Linked DNA regions of Homo sapiens: region 1 is linked to region 2. A link is an interaction called in ENCODE POLR2A ChIA-PET data of the cell type or tissue named here. Cell type or tissue: B cell. All regions are shown on one strand. Each heading gives the region's core, and the rest is flanking DNA. Links, peaks and the distances in the headings are about the cores only.

What was found. Peaks named below come from ENCODE experiments on the same cell type or tissue, not always from the same donor. Only the 100,000 strongest peaks of a DNase experiment are listed, where the experiment ranks them.
Region 1: POLR2A ChIA-PET joins it to region 2 with 11 read pairs; 4 of 35 experiments call an interaction of 5 or more read pairs at or near these places.

Annotation. Positions count from the first base shown.
Region 1 is chr6:90,172,505-90,181,634 of GRCh38, forward strand. The region is part of intron 4 of BACH2 (BACH transcriptional regulator 2); the gene reads right to left. Among named protein-coding and RNA genes, the nearest start is that of BACH2, 120 kb to the right of the region's middle. RefSeq lists an enhancer at 1,230-1,374 and a cis regulatory region at 1,302. In B cell, for the core only: CTCF peaks have their summits at 6,901 (motif pointing left) and 7,100; DNase peaks (open chromatin) are centred at 1,227, 3,587, 6,247, 6,897 and 2 weaker places; H3K4me3 peaks cover 2,785 bases; H3K27ac peaks cover 7,558 bases.
Region 2 is chr6:90,237,565-90,246,694 of GRCh38, forward strand. The region is part of intron 3 of BACH2 (BACH transcriptional regulator 2); the gene reads right to left. Among named protein-coding and RNA genes, the nearest start is that of BACH2, 55 kb to the right of the region's middle. In B cell, for the core only: no CTCF peak of the experiment used is centred there; a DNase peak (open chromatin) is centred at 3,814; H3K27ac peaks cover 4,277 bases.

The DNA.
Region 1 (9,130 bases), core at 304-8,303, 65 kb before region 2:
TAAATAAAAGAAATGCCCACCCAGACAAAGCCTGGTAAAACTGTAGAAGACCATCATAAAAAAAGCTCTGGGGGAAATCTGGGGAAAATGTCTTTAAAACACTGAAAGAAAATAATACTGAATATGTAAGTGTATACCTAGCAAAACTACCTTTCATAAATAAAGCATGAATAGAAGGTATTTTCAATCAAACAAAAAATAAGAAAGTTTACTTCCAAAAACATTCATTAAAGGTACTTCTAAAGGACATGCTTCAGAAAACAGCGATGATCTGAGAAGAAGAAATGGTGAGAAAAGAAAATAGTAAATACATGACTATGTTTAAATAGAGTATAAAAAACAGCTGCTACTGTATACAAATTGTAATAATGTGTAATATAAAAAATAATATAAAACTATAAACCAAATAACCATGGCATGTTAGGCTGAAAAAGAATGATCCAAATTAAAGAACTCTAAGGTTACTGAACTGTTTGAGAAAAGAATGAATACTGTTTAGTGTAACACTTTATTAAGTTACATAGGATGCCAACATCTCTAGGGTAAGCGTGGAAAAAAGAGAATGGTGTGTACAACTGTTAAATTAGTAGAAGAAAAACCATGGAACTATATTTAAAAAAAAAAACAAAAGCAAAATCCAAATGAAGGCAATAAAGAAAAAATAAGGCTCAGGAAAAGCAGGACAAATAGCAAAAAATAATATGGTCAAAATGAATATAAATGCATTAGTGCAATCAATAATTAGTGTAATCTGCTAAACAACATACATCAACTGAATATTTTACTTAAAAGACAATGACTGATTGAATTAAAAAATAGACAACATATGTCCACACAGACTTGCATGTGAATGTTCATAGCAACTTTATCCACAATAGTTGAAAAAACTGGAAATGACCCAAATATCCATCAACTTGTGAATAGCTAAAAAACAAACAAACGAAAAACCTGTGGTATATCCATACAGTGAAATTATACTGAAAAAATATAAAGGAATGAAACTCTGATATGTGTAACAGCATAAATGAATCTCAAAGGCATTATACTAAGTGAAAGAAGCCAAACACAAAAGTCTACTTACTGTATGATTTCATTTGTATGACTTTCTGGAAAAGACAAAATAACATAGTGATAAAAAATAGATCAGTAGTTTCCTAATGCCAGACGTGAGGGAAGGAAACTGATAGCAAAAAAGCATGAGGAACTTTCTGGTGTGACGGAAATATCTATAGCTTTATTGTGGTAGTGGTTACATGACTATACACACCTGCCAAAATTCATCAAACTGTACACTTAAAATATGTGAGTTTGATCATATGAAAATTATACCTTAATAAAGCTAGTAAAAAGACAAATTCCAATTATGTGATTTACAAAGCACAAATCTAAAGCCTTTTGTGTCTTTGAATAAAGGAGGCTGGGGGAAGAACTGCGTAGGCAAATAATAACCCAGAAATCTGGTGTAGCTAAATTAAACCCATACACAGTTAATTTTAGGCAAAGAGATAAAAAGGGCCATCACATATTAATAGAAATATTTAATTCCCTGGGAAGATATAATATGTTCCTAATAATGTATCTTCAAAAATATATAAACCCAAAAATAAAAGAACCTCAAGGAGAAACTAACCATAAGACAGTCTCATTTATGAACATAAATGCAAAAATCCTGAACAAAATATTAGTAATTCAAATCTAATAATTTCCAAAGAAAAATAATGTGTCTAAATTTGGGTTATTCCATAATTCAAGGTTGCTTCAATATCAATCAGTGTTATTCACTAGATGAAAGAAGAAAATATATGATTATCTCAAAGAATATAGAAAAAGCATTCAATAAAATACAACATTCATCATTCATGATTAAAACAAAGAATAGAAAGAAACTTCCTGAACTGGATAAAGGATATCACAAAGCAACCCTATAACAAATACCATACTTTATAATATAAATGAAAAGTTAAAGTTTTATCTATCACTATTTTAATTTAACATTGGAGATTCTTGCCAGTTCAGTAAGACAAGAAAAAAGAATTAACATTTTATGGGTTGGAAAGGGAAAAAAAACTATCATTACTTGTAAATGATATAAAGAATCTACAAATTACTTTTATTAATAAGGAAGCCAATAAGGTTTCCATATACATGATAAAATGTAGGACCCTTTGACAGTGGCATGGCTAAATAAACTACAGTAAAATAAACACAATAAAATATTCTATAGCAATGAAAATGAATGAACTAAAGTTACACAGGTCAACCTGGATAAAACTCAGAACATTGTGTTTTGTGGGGAGCAAGTCACAAAATAATCAGTATGATTCTATTACATAAAAGCTAAAATGAGATAGTATATTGCTTTGGGATATATATATGGTAAAATTATATGTGGTACATATGTAGTAAAACTAAAAAAAAAAAAGCAAACAAACAAGACAGTAAGTAACTCAAAATCCAGGAAAGTAGTTGGGGAGAGGAGAAAACAATAGGAGAGAGGTACATAAGGGTTTCAGTAGCAATGATAATGTTCTTCAGATGAGTAGCAGAAATGTGGATGTTTTCTTTATTTAATCCTTTAAAGTGTATCTACATGTTATATATTCCCTTCCACATGTATGATATACTTCATAATCTAAAGAAGTAAATGAACCTGAGTGAACTTTGTTAGAAATGCATTTTAAAGTCAATGTTACTTCAAGTTGGAAAACACAGGCATTTAGGAAGTTCTTTTTCTATATCTAAGTTTTGAAATTAATATTTATTATTTTTTCTTATTCCTTATTCTAGGAAAGTTGAGAGTTCTCATTTATACAATGGTTTTCCTATTACACTGAAATCATAAGAAACTCTCTTGGTAGGTTTTAAAGGTAAATTATACAACCATTTTGTTTTCACAACTGCCTGTATAAGACAGAAGAAAAACAACAAATGAACAATTAACTGGTAAGGAAAGAATATTAACTAATAAGAAATGTCAAAAAGGCTTGACTTCTCATATTAAAAACAACTTTTTGGTGGAAAAAACCTAATCCCTTCTTTTGAAAGAGAATTTTTCAAAATTCTCAGTGTTGGGGCGGTGGGGGGTGAGTGGCTGGGGGTTGGGAAATCAGATCTCAGATCAATAAACAGGCAAACAGGTTGACTAAGAATAGAAGGTATCATTATGTATTTTACATATTTTGTATTTTCTGCATATTAGATGTTTTGACATCTTAAAACTACCTTTCTGGCTAGAGAGAGACTGTCTCTTTCAAGGCTAGCCGATTCTCAGAGATAACAAAGAGCCCGGCTGGTAGCATGCCTTTGACAAGAAAATTCACCAATCTAGAGACACCCCTCCTCTATCTGGCCCTCAGAGGCAATATTTCTCTGCCTTTACTATACCACAGCCAGGTACCAAGCAAGCAGGGACCACCCAGAAAGCTTGGAGCCTAACCAAACTACTTCAACTAGCAATTCTAAACTGTTAACCCTGCCCTGCCTTGCCTTTCCCTTGGAAACTCCAATAAAGGCTGTGGCTGGCCCAAGCTCTCCCCTGGCTCCTGCCTTCTGCCTCCTGACTAACACGGGTGTTTTCCCTTGTGGCCCTGCGTAGCATGTGGTGACACGCCTCTATGGGACCTGTGAATGTAACAAATTTCTTCCTTCCAAGCCCTGTTCTCATTTCCCCTTCAGTGGCTGTACTGATTTTATCACATATCCAACATGTACATTCTTAAAACACATAGCAAAGCAGGAGTTTCAGATGTTAACCAAGGTCTCCAGGAATGACAATTCTGGAGCTCAGGGCGAGCAGAGATTAGTGAAGGAGGGAGCAAATTTACAGGAAACAAGAATATGCAAATACTGAGAGTTTGAGAGTTCAGTGGTCGAAAAACAGGAGATAGCTGTGGAAAGTGCACACTGGGAAGGGGCAGCTCTGAGGCACCTCACGGCACCTGGACAACCTCAACCAGCTTAAGGTGCCTAACAGAGGAATTTATAAGCTTCTTGCTGGTATGGGAACAAATCCCCAAGTGAGGTGCCTGCTAGATAGATCTGCAGGTTGAAGTAGATCAGGGAAACGACACACCGGAGGAGAGGGATGTAGGGGCAGAAAAGAGGGGCCCATCCAAAAAATGTGTGTGTATCCCCACCTACCCTTACCTCCTTCCACTTTTTCTACAAGCGTCAGAACTGCTCAACATCATCACTTCCAAATCAGTTTTGGTGACAGAGTCCAATTGCCCAAACCAGATGCAATGCCCTCATTATGTCTTACCAGCCCTCCTGCTCCTGCCTCCTCCAGTTCATGCTTCACGTAGCCACAGAGTAATCTTTATAGAACACAAATATCACCATATTACTTCCCAGCTTAAAAACCTTTCAGGATTGACCCATATCCACCCAGAGTAGCCTCCAAGCCACTTAGATTGTCCTCCTTTCTGCCGTCCTTCTGGCTTCTCTGGCTGGAGACTTTAGACCACAGCACTGTAAACTGATTCCAACTCCATGTTAATATGTTAATTTAATATGTTAATATTAAAATATTATTTCATGGGTCCAGGTATTAGCACATTATGTACTCTTTTCTCCTTCTGAAAGGAAGAATCTTTGCCTGCCTTAACACTATTATTCATCTTCAAAAATCTGTGCAACACTTCATTCTGAAGCCTCCTCAAACAACTGCAGTCTGCTCGCTTTATGGACCACCTTGCTGCTCTCATTACATTCAATGCACACTATTTTATTCACATGTATGTCTGTCTTCCCAACTACACTGCAGACTACTTGAGGGCAGGGATGGTATCTTATTTTTTCTTTGTATTTCCAGTGGGTAGCACAGCACCTGACCCATAAAAAAACTATCATCTATTGAGCACCTACCGTACAGCAGATCCCATACTAAGCTTTTCAAATGTTATGACGTGAGTTCCCACAACAACTCAATGAACTATTTATAATTACCTCTTTTACAAACGAGGAAACTGAGATTTAGGAGGTTAACATCCCCAGGACCTTCCAGTTAGTAAGTGGTAGAATTCTGATTAGGACTTGGGTCTCTGACACCATTGCCTACGTTAGCTCCTTGGGCCTCTGGTGAAACGTAATGCACGAAATGTGGATCGGATCGTATGAAATCTCCCCCAACTTACACCCTGGGTTGAAGGCTGTGAAGCTTATGCAGAATGCTAGAGGAGGCATTAGGACATGGGGTTTCTGGTTCTGCCACTGATTAACCTCAACTCTGGGCTGTCGCAGGCTTTCTCTGGGCTTCACTTTCCTCATGGGGGAAATGCCATCCTTAACAGATCCCATGTCATATCCTCACTCTTAAGGACCTCTAAAGCTGATAAGAAGGTACTGTGAATCATAAACCTAGGTACTCTTTCTAGATATTGGCCTTGAAACATCTCTTCCTTCACTGAAAAACTGCTTCTGAAAAAGGATGCCAGAAGCCACTTTTGGTCAAGAAAATGTCCACTTTTGTTCTCAGCACAGAGCAGGTACCCGGACTTTCCCTGTTCCCAAGTGCTGTAGACCAAAATAGCAGGGAACCAGGATGAAGTCAGCCAGAAACACGCTTTCTATAACTGCTCTTCACAGAAGAGAAAATCAACAAGCTAGTGTTTAAATAATGTGCAGGGTGTGATACCAACCGAACCTCCGCCCTCCTTCCTGGGGAAATGCAAAGTTTGCTGTGGCCTTTTCACAAACCTCGGAGAGAATGAAATGTCAGCTCTAACACTGAATTTCCCAGCTTCATTCCACTTCCCTCACCACCTCACTATTACCTAAGATGACATTCTGTATATTAGTATACTACATCTTAAACATCATCCCTCACTCAGACATCAGATTACAAACAAACAGCTGAATCCTACAGCTGTTCCCACTAGAAACAAAAAGATTCTTAACATATTTGAAGGGAAAAAATCTGTTTGTTCCCAGATGTCTCCTGAGCCCATTTCTGGGGCGTGTCTACTAGTAATAGTGCGTAAACGCTAACTGTACTCCTCGCTCCTATTTACACACACTATTAGTTTTCAGTAACCACTCCTTCCCAACTCCCAAAAAAGACAGCTAAGAAAACAATGTTCACTTGGAGGAAGAGAAACTAAATTTCTTTTTGCTGTTCCTCTCAATCAAACCCTTGCAGGAACCAAAGTATTCACTGTGGTTTAAACACTTGTCACTCAAAAAAAAAGTACCCAGAAATGCCATGAGACTTCCTATAATTTCACTTTTATTTAAGGAGCTGTGCTGCATCAATACTTGCTTTGGGCACAAAATGCAGAGGAGCTTGATGGCATTTTGAGAATGGCACAGATGCAAAGTATTTAAAAAATACATACCACCCAGTGTGTTCCTGGGAGACATGGCTGGACTCAACATGTTACTATCAGCAGTGTTAGCCTGGTTCCGCAGGGGACCACATATGCACATGTAGGTACTGAGCCTGTGCTCTGGGATACATGCTGTGCTAAATGGTTTACATTTTTTATGACTCGTTAAAATATACTTAGGAGGAAGGTATGTTCTCCCCTTTTTACAGATGAGGAAACTGAGCACTACATGAACTGCCCCGAATCACATTGCCAGTAAGTTTGCAAAAGTGGCATTTGAACAGTCAGTCAGACTCCGAATATGTGAAGGAGTTCTTTAAGGGAACCAAGGAAACAATGTGCATTACAACCCTTGGGAGACACTCTAGTGTGTATTTCTATAAATTAAAAAAAAAATGGGAAGAAATTGATCACTAATGAAATGTATCCATCTGTCATAATGAAGATTTTAATGACGAAACAAGTAACCTAAAACTAAAATTAAGACATTACAAATATCAAAGAAACAAAGATACAACCCCTAAAAGGGGCTGGGGTGCTAATATTTAGAAAAATAAATGTGTTTCAACTACTGCCCCCTCCTGGTGGCATAACCAAAGGTACCTTTCTTTTTCTTAACTTGATGGATTTGGAAGGTTTTCTTCTAACTGATCTACCAAAACAAAAAATGTAGGTAAAGAAAGACTGTATGGAGCTTATTGAGGATAAGGCTTAGTTCTGGACTGGAGTGAAGGTCTTTCTAACTGAGTAACTATAAGAAACTATGAAGCATCTTGTGCCTCCATCTTCTCATCAGAAAAATGGGAATAATATCCACTCTATCTACCTCAAAGGTTATTGTGGGCATCAAAGAAATAATGCATGTGAATGTTATTTTCAATGAATCTAAAATCTAAGGTATTATGATTAATTAAAGCCATTTATAGTATCATCTATTAAATTTAAAATTACATTTACTCTTTAATCCTGCAATCCCACTCCTGGGAACCAATGCCATAGAACTAATAGCACTGTATCTAAGAACAAATACAAAGATGTTTATGATTTCAGTGTGGACAATGGCCAAAAAAACTGAGACCAAAGTAAATATCCATGAGTAGGGCAATTGTAGAATAAAAAATTCTAATAGTTACCCCACTGGAATATTATGCACCCATTAAAAAGAATGTTCTAGAGCTTTATCAATTGAATGAAGAGATTTCAACACAGTTTTCTGAGAAGAGCAAAACATAAAAAAAGAATGTTTAACAGGGAATTCTAAAAGTCTTAGTGCATTTTAAACTTTAATAATTTCAGAAGTATAAATGCTATACACTTTCAAGAAACAATATATGAAAAATAAAAATTTAACTTTTTAAAATATTGATGTTACTTATTAAAATCAATATAAAAACTATTATGCACAAAAAAACTAAGAGTAAAATTTATTATTCAAAATTCCAAAGTTAAATAAGTATAAAAGAAATATAAATAGCTAAATGTTTAAATGTTTCTAAGTTTATAGCAATTATACCTCTAAAATTATGAACTTAAAATTGCACTAATACTTAAAAATGTTATTTCAATAGCTTTAGGCATACTAGTGTTTTTGGTTACATGAATAAACTGTATAGTGGTAAATCCTGGGATTTTAGTGTACCTGTCACCCAAGTAGTGTACACTGTACCCAACAGGTAGCTTTTCATGCCTCAACCACCTCTCAACCTCCTCCTCTTGAGTCTCCAATGTCCATTACACCACTCTGTATGCCTTTGTGTACCCATAGCTTAGCACCTGCTTATAAGTGAGAACATGGTATTTAGCTTTCAATTCCTGAATTACTGCACTTAGAATAATGGCCTCCAGTTCCATCCAAGTTGCTGCAAAGACATTATTTCATTCTTTTTCATGGCTGAGTAGTATTCCATACTGTGTGAATGGAATGTGTGGTGTGGAATACACACCAGTCCAATGGAATGGAATGCATTCTATTTACACACCATGGAATACTACTCAGCCATAAAACAGAATGAAATGGAATTATGTGTATTACACACACACACACACACACACACACACACATTCCTCACATGTTTTATCCACTCATCATCTGATGGGCACTTAGGTTGAACCCGTATCTTTGCAATTGTGAATTGTGCTGCAATAAACATACACCTGCAGGTGTCCTTTTTATATAGTGACTTCTTCTTTGGGTAGATACCCAGTAGTGGGATTGCTGGGTTGAATAGTAGATCTACTTTTAGTTCTTTGAGAAATCTCCATATTGTTTTCCACAGAGGGTGTACCAATTTACATTCCCACCAGTAGTGTGTAAGTGTTCCCTTTTCACTATATGTACATCAATATCTATTGTTTTTTTACTTTTTCATTATAGCCATTCTGGCTGGGGTAAGGTGGTATGTTGTTGTGGTTTTAATGCATTAACACTTTGAGAACACTCTATAACATGTTTTTGTTTTTTAAAAACAAAATAACAGTCCCCTCACTCCCACTGTGTGGTGTGTGTGTGTGTGTGTGTGTGTAATTGTACATTTACATAAACAGGGGAAAAATGGAAGGCTATATGTGCAGTTAAAATGGGAGAAGGGAAAAGAGGAGGAGAGTGATCCAGACAAAAGAGGAAAAGTTGTTGTTTTTTTTTTAAAAATGGGGAACCAAAAAGTGTATATGCTATTATCACATTTATGTACCTATATAAAATCATTTGTATTGTACAGCTATATAATATTACATGTTTAAATTTTATTATTTTAGAGACAGAGTTTTACTCTGTTACCTGAACTACAGTGCAGTGAACTACAATT
Region 2 (9,130 bases), core at 663-8,662:
GTTTGTTTTGTGACATGACAGGCCTTGAGACTGGTGAAAAATTTACCAAACCAATAGTTTACTTTCTCTTAAATGTAAAATGCAATGGAATCTCTTCTGTACCTCTGGAAACACTGTAGTCAGCTTTTCTGAATGAACCTGCTGGGAAATGTCAAGATCTCTAAATAAATAAGTTGTGACTTTCATTGTATTTGCAGCACACAACCTCTGACAAGGAAGAAAGGCCACAAGGGGATGTTGATCAAATCCAGGTCAGAACTCCATCAAGGTGGACAGACACTCAACGCCCTGGTAGATAACAAAGACAACGGTGGACGAGCAATAAAGAAATCTAACAAGGTCTCAAAGGAACAGCAAATGAATTTCAATTTTAAAAGGACATGGGTCATTCTAGAAATCAATGTGTGTGCAATCCAACAGTTCCATATATAAATACCAGAAAATATTTATGAAGCAAGATTAATCTCGTTTTAGAAATTATTACTAACCTGGCTTTATTACTGGTTTAAACTAAATTTATAAAACAATAGGCTTGTCCCTTAGCCAAATACATTCATGTCTAAGAATGAAGTCATACTCTATACGAAGCTAAAGAGAATTTTATAATAGTCTCATAACCCCATTAGGGGGAAAAATGTATCTGTTCTCTCTTATCGATCGATCGATCATCTATCTATGTTGGGAAAGCAAATTTAATGAACTCCCTGAAACTCTTAGAGAAAAATTATGGGAAGACACACACTGGCTAGACATATTTCGATAGTGGTTACCATAGAAACAAGTCATTAGATTTCATTTTTGGAGTTGTGGCTTTTGATAAAATATTAAATTTCTTAGAGTATTTGCATATACAGATAGCGCAACTGCTGATGTGCAATTGAATTATATGCTGTAAAAAATATTTACACTACTTCTACTTTTAGATTACTAATATCTACAAAGAAAAAAACTCACTCCTAATAAGAATGAATTTAAAAACTCTTCCTCTACCTTGCCATTGTTTCCTACTGGGAAAAAGCTAAAGTGAGGGTGGTGAAGGCATAAAACAGGCTGGGACACAAGACAGGGATCTAAGGAAACCAGCTTGGTCTTGCTTGAGAGAAACTCCTGATGGCTTTCCAACCACAGCTGCTAATATTCTGCAGGCCACCTAACTGAACAGCAACTCTGGTAATTTGTTTTTAATCAGACTAATTCTTCAATCTCATTTTCCTGTGACAAGATGGCTGTTTCTCACGGTGTAAGAAATGATGATGTGCTTCCTTCTTGGGGGAGTGAGTTGTGATACTGCCTTGTGTGGAGCTCATCTAGTGTCTCCTTTCATTTATATTTCATAACCTCCCTGCTGTGAGCCCAAGAACCTGAAGAGCACACCTCACTTCCTATTTTGAAAATTAAGAAAAAGTATACATTTTAACACAGAGTCAAAATTGCAAAGTTAAACGACCACTAACTCAAATACTGATTTTAAGGCAGGAGCAGCAGCAGGTTAGCTGCTGCACTGAATTTTACTGACTGAAAGCCACTAGGGTGTTTGCCAATCAATGCTAAAATGATACTTGAATTAAAATCAATACACAACCCCATATGTATGTGGTGTGCCAGGAACAGCCTAAGAGTTGCTCGACCTAGGATCTAAGATGTCCACGAGCCACAAACCTGGTAATCTTTGAAATTAGGGTTGGCGGATTTAGTTTTCTGTCAGCTGGGAATGTCCTGGCATTAAACCAAGGACCTCAATCCCCTTAAAACAATGAATTCAGCAACAATCTTGACTTCCCAGACATAAGAAGTAAATCACATTAACAGCTGAGAAGAGGCTATGAACTTTCTGTTTGAAGGTCAACTAGAAAACAAGCGAAAGATCAGCTGAAAATGTCATGGGTGAACCTGAGCCAGGTGCTGGCTCTAAAATTACAGCAAGGTCCCCATGAAACATTAAAAGAACATAGCCACCCTGTAAGGTGTTATAGGAGGATTCTCTTTTCACTTTAAAAATTATTTATGTATGCATGTACATGCTTTAATAATCTCTGGCAATATGCACATATTTATGTATATAGCCATACATGACTAAGATATAAATCTCGTCTATATGACTAAGAGATGGACCTTATCTTTATATGACTAAGAGATTATGTTATCTCTGAAGGGATCAAAGGTCACGTTTGTTTTTCTGTTTTCCCCAAGCTCAGCACTGACATGCATGATCTCCATAGTAAGGGGGGGGGAATACACACACACACACACACACACACACACACACACACACACACACACGCTGACTATTCACATACAGAAATATATATTTGCTATTAAAAAAATTAAAACCACATACAAGAATTAGCCAAACAGTAGGAAAAACGAACACATGAATCAACCCCAGAACCACCACTATTTTAGACTTGCCAAGTAAAATAAAGATCTAAAAATTCATCTTATAGAAAAAGAAATCTGAGAACTACTTCTATATTGTTACAGAAAATACAAAAACAGATATATTTTATTATTTGAATTAAGCATTAAAAAAATTCATCTTACAAGTAACAGGTATATCCTAATCTTTAAAAGTTCTATTTGTACTAGTCATCTACTAGGTCAAAAAAAGTTTAATACAAAACATTTGGAAGTAAATGAAAAAATACTGCATTTTTCCAATACTATCTTTTTTAATGAAATATCAAAAAGTTTAACACATGTTAATCCTTTTGAAAACCTATTTTGCCTCCTAAGAAATGCAAAATAACTTATAAAGTAATTCTAACATCAGTGAAGAATGCTACTATGTTTCAAGTAAACTGTCTCAAAAATTTTAACTTAAATATGAATTTTAATATAATTTATGTGAAAATGAAAAATACTTGAAAATACTTTGCTTTGGTCTAGGATTAAATTCATGATGTATTTCATTAAATATCCTGCTATTGTCTGCTTTACGATATTAAGAAAACAAGCATAACGAAAAATAATGGTTATCTCCTCAGCCCCACTATAATGGGAATTCTTCCTCATAAGAACTACAAAGCAAATAAGAGGAGATGTACTTCAAAATCTTAAATATTCATCACAAAATAAGAAGGCAAATGGACTTTAAAAATGATGACCCACGTAAAATCAACATTTAATCCTCAACATGTAGACTGTCTGCTTTGTGGCTTTCTTAGAGTGAACCTTAGCTTTACCCTCCTAGGGACCAAATTCCTATCTCTTGCATTACAAACATCTGCAGGCCACAAGACAGCAACCAAAGGTTAATACTGCCTCCAGCCAAACATTATTAAGAAGCTAAATCTGCTAACTTCCATTAAATATAATACTAAATATAATATTATTTCCAAAGCCAACAGATATTACTTTTGAACCCTATCACTTGTCAATATGAGGCTAGAAATTAAGAGTTGACTAAAAGTATAGAAAAAATTAGCCAGGCGTGGTGGCGTGCGCCTGTAGTCTCCAGCTACTTGGGAGGCTGAGGCAGGAGAATCGCTTGAACTTGGGAGGCAGAGGTTGCAGTGAGCCGAGATCGCCCCACTGCACTCCAGCCTGGGTGACAGAGCGAGACTCCAACTCAAAAAAAAAAAAAAAAGAGTTGACTAAAATTATAGTTATATGGTTTCCAGATAATATATAATAATATATATGTATAATAATAATGTGATAATGTATCACTTAATAGATTGAAAATGATGAGATGATACTTCTCAATGGCAGACACTAGCCTGTAGGGTGGTGGTATTCACCACAGCTAAAATCAACCGCTCACTTAAATAGCACCTGGACTGGGACCAAATCCTCCAAATGGCTCCCCCTCCCACCTACTCAACAGGGGGCAGGCTGGGACAGAGAGTCACGTGTGTTCACATTAGCCTGATAGAGGATCAGAATGGAGTCAGACTGCAAGGGTAGGAATTTCCTCTCTTCCAGTGCTCTCATTTCCTCATCTACAAAATGGGAACTGCTGTAAGGATTAAAAAATACATAGAAATAAAACATTTAGCACAATGGCCACAAGCCCACATTTTCACCCTGTCTGTTGTCAAAAGCAAGGTAGGAGACAACTAATGCTAGGGTAGGTGGAAAAGAGGGACAGGGTGTGGCTAGGGAGAGGGACACCTGCCAGTCACATGGTGGGCATCTCTGCTCACAATCTGAAATGTATGCCACAGGAAGTTGCCAAACTGCTTATTTTTTTAACTGCCCGTTACTAAAGGTTGATGAGATAACACATAAGATAAATGAAAAAAAAATTAAAAAACAACTAGAGAAATAAGGTGGGGAATATTATATGAAAGACATTATACAAGGCTTTTGTTTTGTTTTGTCTTGGAGTATTGTTTTTTTATTTCTAAGCTACAATCTATCCTGATTTTCTTTTTTTTTTTTTATTAGTAGACTATTTTTTAGAGCAGTTTTAGGTTTATAGAAAAACTAAGCCAAAAGTTCCCTCTTCCCCGTTTCCCCTGTTATTAACCATCTTGCACAAGTATGGTACATCTGTTATAATTAATGAGCCAATGATGATATAGGATTAACTAGTCATAACAGTCAATATAGTTTACATAAGAGTTCACTCTTTATGTTACACAGTTGTATGGGTTTTGACACACCTATCTATCCACCATTACAATATCATACAGAATAGTGTCACAGCCCTTAAAATCCACTGTGCTCCACCTGTTCATCCTGTCCCCTCTTCCCTGAACTAGCAACCACTGATCTTTTTACTGTCTCTATGGTTTTGACTTTTGCCTTTTCTATAGTTTAAATCGTACAGTATGTAGCCTTTCCAGACTGGCTTCTTTCACTTAGCAATATGCATTTAAGGTTCCTTTGTGTCTTTCTGTGGCTTCATTGCTCATTTCTTTTTAGTGCTGAATAATATTCCATTATCTGGATGTACCACAGTTTATCAATTCATCTAATGAAGGATCCCTTAGTTGCTTCCAGTTTTTGACAGTTATAAATAAAGCTGCTATCAAGATTCGCATGCAGGTTGTTCTGCAGACATAAATTTTCAACTCATTTGGGTAAACATCTAGATGCGTAGTTGCTGAATTGTACGTTAAGCCTATCTTGAGCTTTATAAGAAGCTGCCAAACTTTCAAAGCAGTTGTACCAATCTATCATTTTCAATATCTAAAAATCCATCTACCAAAGTGTAACTTAATATCTACACAATGTGACCAGTGCATTATTTATGATCTACCTAAGTGAAGGACAGTTAACTTTCAGGTTCTAACTAAACTTGAAAGATAATGTGATCAAAAAATTCAGGAGTTGTTGACTTTGGGCTGTTGACTTTGGGCAAATTATCTGATTTCTTTTTTTTTTTGAGGCGGAGTTTAGCTCTTGTTGCCCAGACTGGAGTGCAATGGCGTGATCTTGGCTCACTGCAACCTCCGCCTCCCGAGTTCAAGCGATTCTCCTGTCTCAGCCTCCCGAGTCGCTTGGATTACAGGGATACACCACCATGCCCGGCTAATTTTTTTTTTTTTTTTTTTTTTTTTTTAGTAGAGACAAGGTTTCTCCATGTTGGTCAGGCTGGTCTTGAACTCCCAACTTCAGGTGCTCCGCCCGCCTCAGCCTCCCAAAATGCTGGGATTACAGGCGTGAGCCAATGTGCCCGGCCCAAATTATCTGATTTCCACAGCCTCAAAAAAATGTATTAATAACTAGTCGCAAGGATCGTCTTTAAAAATCCTTTACAGTCATTAAAGGTTATGCAATTCTTAAGAAGGTGACTATGATCTTTGTGATGCCAATAACTCCATTTTACTTTTAAGCAAATTTGTTTTAGTATCATTTTCAATGAAACCTCAACAAACTGTAGTTCAGACTTTGGAGAAAATGCTTAATAATCATGACAGTGAAGACCACTTGGGACTGTTAGGCTGGTTTTTGTTGCTGTTGCTGTTTTTGTTATTGTTTTGCCTTTAGATCACAAAAGTTTTGTCCTGGTGGCAGAAGGAAACATCAGTTTTCCATTGGAACATTCTCTGACTAGCATTATGGTCTTTACATAACGTTCATTCCTTATTTCCACACCCTCCCTAATATTACAGAGTAATTACTGAATCTCTTTTTCCTATGAATTTTAAAGTTTGACACCACTGGCCAAAAATTCTATGAATTTGGCAAAAATGATGATGGATCCAAAAAAGCTAGCATCCTTTTCTCAGCATTTAAATAGTTTTTTTCCTCATGAACAGGTCTACTACCTGAACAGTTCCCCATCTCACCCCACCATCCCTGTGGGAAGAAAACCATTAGAAGGCATCTACCTTTATGTAGTAAAATTTCATTGATTGGAATAGCTCAATTGAGGAGCAATAAACCTCAGTCATAGGACATTCATTTTTTATTTTTTATTTTTGGGAGACAGAGTCTCGCTCTGTTGCCCAGGCTGGAGTGCAGTGGCATGATCTCAGCTCACTGCAACCTCCATCTCCTGGGTTCAAATGATTCTCATGCCTCAGCCTCCTGAGTAGCTGGGATAACAGGCATGTGCCACCACACCCGGCTAATTTTTGCAATTTTAGTAGGGACAGGGTTTCACCATGTTGGCCAGGCTGATCTTGAACTCCTGACCTCAAGCAATCCGCCTGCCTGGGCCTCCCAAAGTGCTGGGATTACAGGCATGAGCCACTGCACCCGGTTATTTATAGGACATTTAAAAAGAAATACTGTCTTCCCAATTTCATGTAATACAGTAATAGCTAACATTTACTAAATACTTACTATGTACCAGATGGTATTCAAGGGCTTCGCATACATGTTTTCAATTAGCCATCAAAATAACCCCTTGAGGTAATTACTATTACTGCTTCCATTTTACAGATTCAAACACTGAAGCTCAGTGAAGTCAAGCAGAAACTCTGCTGTGATCTCTCCAGAATCTGGTCTAGAATCCTTGGATAATGGCTGGGCCCAACATTCTCATGGACAGACACTGCTGCCTACTTGGATGGATTAGTATCAGCTGCTTCTGGGGTCTCCATTTGGGTATATTGCTCACCTGACAGCAACCACCCCCTCCCCCCTTCACACGCGCACACATGCGCACACACGCACACAAATACTCGTGTACATGTGCTCTGTGCTGTGCCTCACACTTGCTGCCTGTGCTATGGGGACCACTGGCTGGTATCATATCTGACACATCCCATGTTTACCTACTGCACTTGACTCCTCCCTAAAAGCTGCTTCTATTGCCCCCTCTGAGCCATCATCACCCTCATGGGCCTTTCTAGCTCCAAGTGATCTTCCTTAAGCTGCTGAAATTAACCAAACAAGAACCGTGAAGGATTAACAATACCTAATATAAATTATGCTTTAAAAATAGGCTTTAGCCAGGTGTGGTGGCTCACGCCTGTAATCCCAGCACTTTGGGAGGCCAAGGTGGGCAGATCACCTGAGGTCAGGAGTTCGAGACCAGCTTGGCCAACATGGTGAAACCCTGTCTCTACTAAAAACACACAAAAAATTAGCCGGGTGTGGTGGCAGGTGCCTGTAATCCCAGCTACTTGGGAGGCTGAAGTGGGAGAATATCGCTTGAACCTGGGAGGCAGAGGTTACAGTCAGCTGAGATCATGCCACTGCAATCCTGCCTGGGTGACAGAGTGAGATTCTGTCTTAAAAAAAAAAAAAGGCTTTAGTACTTTTTAAGTAAACTGATGAAAATTATTTAAGCATTGCAAACTCTTCCTTAAAATACAATTCATTTTTAAAAGTAAGTGGACATTTCAACCAGGCTCAGTGGCTCACACTTGTAATCACAGTACTTTTGGAGGCCAAGGCAGGAGGATCACTTGAGGCCAGGAGTTCAAGACCAGTCAGGGCAACATAGAGAGACTCTGTTTCTAACAAGAAAATTTAAAAAAATTATCCAGGTGTTGTGGTGCGTGCCTGTAGTCCCAGCTACTCCAGAGGCTGAGGTAGCCAGTGAACTGTGACGGTGGCACTGCACTCCGGCCTGGTTGACAGAACGAGATCCCATCTCTGAAGAATTTTTTAAATTTAAAAACAAAAGAGTAAGCAGACATTTCTAAACTGGCTAAAAGCAATTTCTTAAGTAGGTAAACATAGCCTTTATATGTTCATTTACATCATTCAGTAGTTTAGTTAGCTCTGTTCCTGCTAAGATGAACTTCAAGAACTAGCTATGAGGTGATCAGAAATAATCTGAATTTGAAACAAGAGAAGTCTGAATTTGAAACAAGAGAAGTCTGAATTTAAAGATTTTTCATATTTGGATTAAAATATTTGTAACAGGGTGGAAACAGAAAAAATTGGACAAAAATCTATGAAAACTTGCTCTCCAGGAATTTTCTCCAAAGGTCTCCTGGCCCAGACCCTCATTCCATGACAGGAGGCTGGCAGTGCCAGAGGAATGCAGCACAAAGGGGTGGAAAGGATGTCAGCAAGAGAAGCTATCAAGGGAGGAGGAGTGGGACGTGGCAGAAGTTAAGTTGGACTGATAACGTGGCAAGCTGGGTCTGAGTGACTACTGCTGGAACACAATGAACAGTGGGTCCTTCACTCAACCCAGATTGGTGAGAGCCAGGAGCCACTAAGTCAAAATTAACCTAAATGCACATAAACTCTAGGATTCCAATTTTATTCTGTTTTTCTGTGCCTCTACTACACTCCCTTGACCTTTAAATAATCTTCACAAAACAGTTATAAAGCAGAGTTGATTACTGTACTTTTATAAGTATAATGTGTAAAATGGAGACATCAACTTCTGAAAGTTATAAAACATCAATTTTAAATACAATTTTTCCACTTTTATTCTTACTGTTGTCTACTGAAAACAATATTCTCCAACTAATCAGAAAACCTCAGGCTCATCCTTCAATTTCTGCTCAAAACTCTTTAAGATAGGTTTCAACAGATTTCCATACAAAAGAAAAATGCGTTACATTCCTCCCTATTGATGTCTAATGTAGTACAGTGTATTAAGATACATACATTCACCCGAAACAAAATAACATGTTCTCTTAGTACAAACTGGCAAAAAAAAATCATTTACCTTGTTTATTGTTTGTAGAATTACCCCCAATTCAAGAAAAATGAGTACATATAAAAATTAGGATTTATAAAATATGAATTAGATAATATAAATGAATTT